Linked DNA regions of Homo sapiens: region 1 is linked to region 2. The links are chromatin contacts, found by Hi-C or POLR2A ChIA-PET in ENCODE. All regions are on one chromosome and are shown on one strand. Each heading gives the region's core, a stretch centred on a gene start or an enhancer-like site at or near the end of the contact. The rest is flanking DNA. Distances are from core to core; before and after follow the strand shown. Region 1 overlaps N4BP2 (NEDD4 binding protein 2). Region 2 holds the start of UBE2K (ubiquitin conjugating enzyme E2 K).

Region 1 (3,827 bases), core at 1,054-3,553, 420 kb before region 2:
ATGAAGTATGACTACAGCTACATATTTTTTCCACTTCTAGAATGGTAAAAATACTGCATTTAAAAAAAAAAATTTCTTGTTATGAAGAATGGTCTGAAAAAAATTTTTAAATAAATTAAGAACTGTCTTTGAAATTTAACCAATCAGCATTGAAGTCTTTAATTCTGGGAGTGAAAAACTCACTGTTTATAATTATTTTCTTAAAAAAAAAACAGGTCAGGCACAGTGGCTCATGCCTATAATCCCAACACTTTGGGAGGCCAAGGCAGGAGGATCACTTAAAGCCAGGAATTCAAAACCAACCTGGGCAACATAGTGAGACCTTGCCTCTACAAAAAAAAAAAAATTACCTAGGTGTGGTGGCAGGCACCTGTATAGTCCTACCTACTCTGGAGGCTAAGGCAGGAGGATCATGTGCCCAGTAGTTCAAGGCTGCAGTGAGCTATGATTGTGCCACTGCACTCAACCAGGGCAACAGAGCTAGACACTGTCTCTAAAATAGAAAAAAGATATAAAAAAAATCAACAATTACAATGAGCTCCATCGCTAATTATATAATTTGGCTGTCTGGAAATACTTAAACTACTGAAAAGAGAGAAAAAAAAAGACAGTAATCTGTTAAATGGTACAAGTTCATTCTCTCTCAAAGTCAAAATTCAATAGAACTCTTCCATCTCAAAGCCAAAATTCAATAGAACTCCTTAATATTATGTGGTAGATTTCACTGAAATTCAAAGGTTCAAAATGGACAAAAAAGGAGCTCTTTATAAAAAGAAGCCTACCAACCATTACAGATTCTTTCCATTTCTCATGAATCACTTTCGCCAGATTCAGATCTATATGAACCACACAATCTTCAACTGTTAGAGACCCTTGTGGGGGAAGGGGGAGGGAAGAAAATGTAATCATTACTCATTATATATTTGCAGAAAACATACTAAACCACCTTATGCATCACAAAACTAACTTGTACTATTAATTCCTAACTTATGCTTCTATTTACTAAATCTTAGAGTATTTCTATTTATGTTATATGCTATGTTACTGTCTTCACACTTCTTGACTACTGCAGTTATACAAAGCTTCACAGTAAATCTAAGTTATTCCTTTCCATGAGTCTAAATATGTTTACTTTATTCATTTCTATTAGTCAAGACTTTTCAATAAATATGTTCTAAAAAATTAATCTTGTCTTAAATGTATCTGGAGTAGCACCAAAGGATTTTAAAAGGTTCATCCGTACAATTAAGTGTGAAGTAAATACCAGAGAAAACGTTCAAACTATGTATGGGATAAATACAAACTCCATATAAATATTCTCTATTTCTTCCTATTGTATTTTTTAAAGTCCTCCAGAAATGTGTCAAAAATAAGGCACTATGTGAAGTTAGGCAACATAAAATTACTTTTGCATTTCAGTTAACATAGAATATAATTTTACAATCAAAATAGAACTCTCTAGCCAGGTACGGTGGCACATGCCTATAATCCCAGCTACTCTGGAGGCTGAGGCAGGAGAATCACTTGAACCTGGGAGGCAGAGGTTGCAGTGAGCCAAGATTGAGGCACTGCACTCCAGCCTGGGCAACAGAGCGAGACTCCATCTCAGAAAAAAAAAAAATACAAAATAGAACCCTCTGTAGTCTAGTCACACAAAGACACACACATGGTCATTTACTTTTTCCTTACCTGAATCAATACCAACAGGACCAAATAATTCATTAAGTTGAAAAGCCAGTTCAGGGGGTAATGCCAATTCCAGACAGTCTATGGTCAGAGATTTGGCCATCGCTGGAGTGGGATTCAATATCTCGGTTTTATCTTCCCCACTAACTCCAGCTGATAAACTACTTCCTGCCATTAGAATTTCCTTCATTTCCTTCTCATCTTCATTCATAAATTCTTCTTCATCTGAAAATTTCACATAATCCTTTGGAAAATTTTCATTTCTCTTTATTTCAAGAGAATCAGTAAAATAAATTTCTTCATTTAATTCAAGATTTGAAGTACTAGATACAAAGTTAAAAATATCAGAGAAATGTGAAGGAGAATGTATGTTGTCTCCAGTCTCTGTGACTACTAGGTTTTTTTCTGTTTCACTCATATCTTTAGGAGTAGTAGCTTTTAGAATACCTGGAAAGGACTGCTTACTGCTATATAAAAGTTCTTCCTGGCTGTTAGGAAGTATGTCATTATTATTCTTTAGACCCACAGCAGCACTGGGAAATATACTTGTCATCGATTCATGGTTTTCAGGAGTGACAGCTCTCATTTCCGCCTGCTCTGAGTTTCCTCTTTCTGCATCACAAGTAGACTGTGAGTCAGCGTTACTAATACCAATCCCATGGCTAAACTCTGGCACAGGAGAATTAGAATTCTCTAAAGTTCCTCTTTGGCTAATAATTTCTTTCAAATTCAACCCCAGAGAAAAAGGCCCAATTTGTGATCCATCACACGATTTTTGGAAATTCTCAAACTCTGTATCCTCACATAACTTAGTTTCAGAATCCAACAAAAGGCTTGTGGCCCAAATAATATCTTTATTGCACCTCTCATATAAGTCTTTCAGGGCTTCTAATGAAAAGGATCCAAACAGTTTACAAAGAATGTTAAGATTTTCAGATTCATCTGCACTGGTAAGCTCACTTTCTTCAACAAACGTGCTTTTATCATACATTACTCTATATGGAATTGCTTCTTGAACGTCTGATTTTGTGTTAATATTGAAAACTTTCGGCTTAAATCCATCTAATCTTCCTGTTAATACTTTGATAGAATCTGAAATGCTAATTTTATTCTTTTCTATTTTCCATAAAAGAGCAAAATCCTGTGGTTCAGTCTGGGTGCACATGCCTACTTCTTTTCCAGGGTCTCTCTTAGGCATTTGCTCTTGACATTCAGCTAACGTTTGTGGTTCTACTACTCCAGAAACAGTTGGTGCACTATTGGTAAAAGTAAGAGGCAACGATGTGTGTTGCCCATGACTCTTTTTACTTAGACAAGTCTGACTCTCACAGGTCATTTCACTGAGCAGCATTTCAGAACTTCCTAGATTGGAGCTACCCAATGTCTTTAGTTTTTGAGAGCTTGTGCCCCAACAGGCCTCATGTGCTGTAGATAAGGATATTTCATTCATTTTGTCATTTGTTCCAATTTCTAGGTTGGGCTCACTTAAACCAGTCTTTGGCATTCTTGATCTGTGTTCCCTCTGAGCTAAAGAATCAGATGAAGGCCAGTCACCCATAATGTTGAATGAGTTTTTGTCAATATTTTTATAAGCATCATATTTATAGCTATTGAGTGGCTCTGAAGCATCATCACACTGTGACTTTCTGCCATCCTCTACACTTTCATGTGGAGATCCTCGTTGCTGGACACAATCTGTATTCACAGATACACTGTTAACTAATTTGTGTGACTGAGGGTAATTATACTTTTTGTCGCTTTGTACGGATGAAGTTTTTTCAGTTTTTCTGTTCCTTTTTGTCCTCTGACCAATAGTCTTATCAACTGGCCAGTCACCAACAAAATTTGATAGCTCATGTCTTGGGAACTTTTCCAAAGTCGATTTGCTTTTTTGTTTCCCAAAGGCTTTTTTCGTTACTGTTGCTCTTTCTTCCACTATTTCACCAGGTGAGGATTTTTCATTTTGAAGTGGTCCACTATTTGCAAGATCACAGTCTTCTTGATTATTTTCACTACAGCAAGTACTAGGTGATACTCTCTCCATAGAACTATCTGTGTCAGTTTTACTATACCCTTTTACAGCCACCATTTCTATTTGCTCGTTTTCACTTTTGTCTGTTGCCTGTAGTTTGCTTTCAGAG
Region 2 (4,227 bases), core at 1,312-3,811:
ATTTACCAAAAAAGTGACATGATGAAACATTTATTTGATCAGCCATTCAAAAGACTGTATTTACACCCTTAAAAAGGAAACACATGGACTATACTACAAGTCTTCAATGAGTTGAAAATAACAATACACTTATAGAACTGGGGCTACTAAAATATCAAAAAATACTGGTGAAAATAAGCTATTTATTGGTTATATTTATTCCAAGATTAAATGATGTGACCCTTTCCTAAATGTTCTTTCCAACTTATTTTCCCAGAAGTTTCCTTCCATATTTATACAGGTACTGTTCTAAACAAAACAAAACAAAACAAACAAACAACAAAAACAACAAAAAACCTGTCTGTTTGCATTTCCTGTTTTCTTCTTCTGAAACACTTTTGATGCTTATCTGAAGTAAGGCTTCAACATCCCTTACGTATAAAGAGCAGTGTTTTTTTAATATGCATTACTAGAGAGCAATACAAGTATTTCTGGTAATCTTCAACTTAGTACTAAGAATACCACGGTGAAAAGTCAGCTCATAAAAAGCAAAGAGACCACATTAATTACCAGAGCAGTAACTTACTGTTTCTGTTACCGTAAGTAACAGAAAATAAAGCATTAAAAGTCTATTAAGTTTCAGGCTTGTACAACCTTATTAAACAAGAAATGTTTTCAGTTGTTGGCAACAACAACTGCTTTCATTAGGAGTATATATGTCAACTAACCTGGAATACATTTTCATATTAAATAAGTTAAAATTGCTGTTTCATTGTATCAGTACAGACACTTATGACTCTATTTCTGCATTGTACCACAAAATACAAAGTCATCCTTCCATTCAGAGTTTTGGCATATGAACAAACATAGAGGTCAGAGTTCATACACATGCTCTGTAAAACCGACCATGACTTATATACTACTTTCAATAAGTCTGTTGTCATTTTTGAATTTTAAATAATTTTTTCTCCATGTATACTCATCACATACTTAGAATGCTGAATTTCACAAATTATTATTGACACTATTAAAGTACTAACTGTAAAAGAAAAACACAAATAGCAATGATATATTCAATAATGGTATGTGAATCTTGAAAATAATCATTTTCTGTATTACTTTTTGTTTAATTCATGTGGGGAAGACAATCTGGCATTCTTGTTGATCTTGGTATGAGAAACTGTACTAATACTTGCATAATTTTGAGTCAAATTACTAGAGCACTGTGAATATCTTACATAAATAAACGTAGTACAAATGTATCTAAATTCTGCAGGACTTAAGAGCAACGGGAGGCAACTTTTTTGAAAATCTGTTAAGTCGTGATAAATCTCAATAAGGAGATGAAACAATGTATTAATCTGGTGAAATTTCACATTTTTAATAGGTCTGCTTTTCAAAAGTAAGAATCAAGTTAACTATGAGGGACATCATAATGAAGTTTCGTGGCACAACACGAGTCACAGAGGCACTGTCTTAAGACAGTCTCTCTGATCTGTAACTTGTAAACAATATTTTGAAATAAGCTACTCATACATTCCATTATTTGTTTCCTAACTAAAAATATTTACATGTCTTTAATACACCAAACACCTTGCCTTTGCCCACTCAAAAGATTGAGATGTCAATAAAGATGAGGCCTAGGAATTTGGGGGTTAAGTGGAAAAGAGATAATTATCTTATTTGGAATTAACTTGCTAACTCAGGTGAAAATTCCCTTACCCCTGCCACCAAATAAGACAGTATTCTATTATGTCTCCCTTTGACTCCTAACACCCAACTAAGAAGGACTAACTCTGAATGTCCTTCCTTTTTAATCAATACCTAAGGACTCACTGCTCCTTCCCCAAGAAAAGAACAGTGAAGGCCTGACAGGCAATAACCCCGAATACCCTCAAAAGTGTGGGCCTTCGAGCAGCACTGCTCTTGGGATCCAGTTACCACCTTTCCCCTTCCCCCAACCCACTTCCCGGGTTTTCTCAGGCTCGGCCTGCTCCCTCCCCACCCCACAGCCACATTTCCAGCTGCGGCCACCGCCTCGGGTTCTCTTGTGAGCTTCCATCCCTCCGAGGAGTTGCCCCCTGTCCATCACCTCCCCAAACCATGTTCCACCCCAGACCACCCGCCCGCGAGACCGTCCATCCTAGCGCTCTGGGAGGGGAGGGGAAGGCGGCGGAAGGAGGAGGGGAACACTGCTGCTTCCTCACAGGCAGAAGGGCGGCCGCAAGGAGGACCACCCAGGGACTACCGGGGATATCGGGGTCGCAGCTGGGAGGACCCTCCCGCCCCAGGCAGAGGTGGGGGATATCCGGGAGTTCATTTCTGACCTCCTCGCTCTTCAGCACCTCCTTGAACTCCCGCTTGATTCGCTGCACCGCGATGTTGGCCATGTCTCCGCCCGCAGCTGATTCGTACCCGCCTCCTCCGCCACCGCTACGACCACCGCCACCGCCGCCACCTCTTCCTCCACCGCCTCCTCCCTCGGCGATTCAGACCTGAGCACACGAACACTGCCACTACCACCCCGGCCGCCGCGCTCGCCTCAGTGTGGAATCACCTCCGCGCCCGGCCACCAAAATGGCGCCGGGTCGGCGCATGCGCACGACGTTGACCCGGCCGGGCGGCGCAGCCGCTCCCGTTGGAGCCCCCATACGCCCGAGCCACGAGCTCGCGTCTCGGCTGGGGCTGCGGCCGCGTGGCTCCGCCCTGCCGGCGTCTGGGGCCGCGAGGGTGCGGCTTCCAAGCTGGCCGGCCCTAGCCGGCCCCCCCGGCCCTTCCCGGCGCCTCCGCTCCTGTTTAAACCCGGGTGCTGTGGTCTGGGCTTCCAGCGCTGGCCTCTGACCGAAGGTTCGGGCGCAACCGAACGGGTTTCCGACGCCGCACTCGGCTGGAACGCCGCCCTGACTCAGCTAGACCCGGAACCCGGAGGCTGAACGCCGTGTCTAGCGCAGGAAAACGCTCTCCCGGATCTCGGTCCGGCCCATTTTCAGTTGGTGTAGCCCCAGAAAATCTACTGCAGTCGTTTTTGTTCTGCAACATTTATAGTACCACGATTATTCCCATCATCTCAGGTAGCACAGATTATTGAATTAAGGCTGGTTATTGTTGGATCAGATTGGGTTTGAGACAGGTACTCGGTGGAGAGGCCTGAGGGTGGGTTTAGAAGCCAGATGTTGCTCTTTGACCTATTTAATACCGAGCTTGACACACACACACAATCTCTCTCTCTCTCTCTCTCTCTCTCTCACACACACACACACACACACACACACACACTCCTATGCCCATCCCTAGAGTGTAGGGTGGGCCTAAGACTGCGCTTCTAACAAGTCTCCCAGTTGCTGCTGCTGTTGGTGCTGGTTCCGGGACCACATTATGAGAACCACTGAACTGAATGAAGCATGTGAAAATTCACATATATTAAAGTGAAAATTGGAGAAATGGAAACAATTACAGTACCCTTCAGGGGACTCGGGGTGGGGGAGGGGGAGCCTTATTTCTGTAAACCTAGGCCTCAAAGGTGCCTGGTGATAGTAGGCACTCAATAAATATTGAATGAGTAAATGAGTACAGATAAGACTAAAACGTTTTTGCTGGCGCGGCGGATCGCTTGAGGTCAGGAGTCCGAGACCAGTCTGGCCAACATGGTGAAACCCCATCTCTACTAAAAATACAAAAATCAGCCAGGTGTGGTGGCAGGCACCTGTAATCCCAGCTATTCTGGAGGCTGAGGCAGGAACATCGCTTGAACCTGGGGGTCGGAGGTTGCAGTGAGCGAGATCGCGCCACTGCACTCCAGCCTGGGCCACAGTGCAAGATTCTGTCTCAAACAAAACAAAACAAAACAAAAAGTATAAAATATTTTAAGTGGAAAGTAAGTTTGAAAGTGGTTTCTGGGCCAGGTGCGGTGGCTCACGCCTGTAATCCCAGCACTTTGGGAGGCGGAGGCGGGCGGATCACGAGGTCAGGAGATCAAGACCATCCTGGCTAACACGGTGAAACCCCGTCTCTACTAAAAAAATATAAAAAAAATAGCTGGGCGTGGTGGCGGGCGCCTGTAGTCCCAGCTACTCGGGAGGCTGAGGCAGGAGAATGGCGTGAACCCGGGAGGCGGAGCTTGCAGCGAGCGAGATTGCGCCACTGCACTCCAGTCTGGGCAACGGAGCGAGACTCCGTCTCAAAAAAAAACAAAAAACAAACAAACAAAAGAAAGTGGTTTCTGGTCGGGCGCGGTGGCTCACGCCTGTA

Evidence for each region. Hi-C counts contacts between places; a loop is a spot of excess contacts on that map. ChIA-PET counts read pairs that join two places held with the same protein, here RNA polymerase II (POLR2A). Pooled maps may share reads with other maps.
Region 1: a map of naive thymus-derived CD4-positive, alpha-beta T cell shows a loop between it and region 2 (4-fold over the local background). The contact joins the enhancer-like site here to the promoter of UBE2K in region 2. A Hi-C loop is called at or near these places in 1 of 168 maps with a recorded cell type or tissue (naive thymus-derived CD4-positive, alpha-beta T cell) and 6 of 50 pooled maps. POLR2A ChIA-PET finds 5 or more read pairs at or near these places in 1 of 52 experiments (activated CD8-positive, alpha-beta memory T cell).

What each region holds. Positions count from the first base shown.
Region 1 is chr4:40,120,172-40,123,998 of GRCh38, reverse strand. It overlaps N4BP2 (NEDD4 binding protein 2), which reads right to left. Exons shown (of 18, transcript NM_018177.6): 9 at 1,690-3,827; 10 at 787-872. Among named protein-coding and RNA genes, the nearest start is that of N4BP2, 65 kb to the right of the region's middle. Within about 2 kb of position 2,303, at least 4 of the 41 ENCODE cell types and tissues checked have a DNase peak (open chromatin) inside an H3K27ac peak, as active enhancers do.
Region 2 is chr4:39,696,470-39,700,696 of GRCh38, reverse strand. UBE2K (ubiquitin conjugating enzyme E2 K) reads right to left here and starts at 2,561. Exons shown (of 7, transcript NM_005339.5): 1 at 2,307-2,561. The coding sequence starts at 2,369. RefSeq lists a silencer at 2,578-2,867 and an enhancer at 2,948-3,007.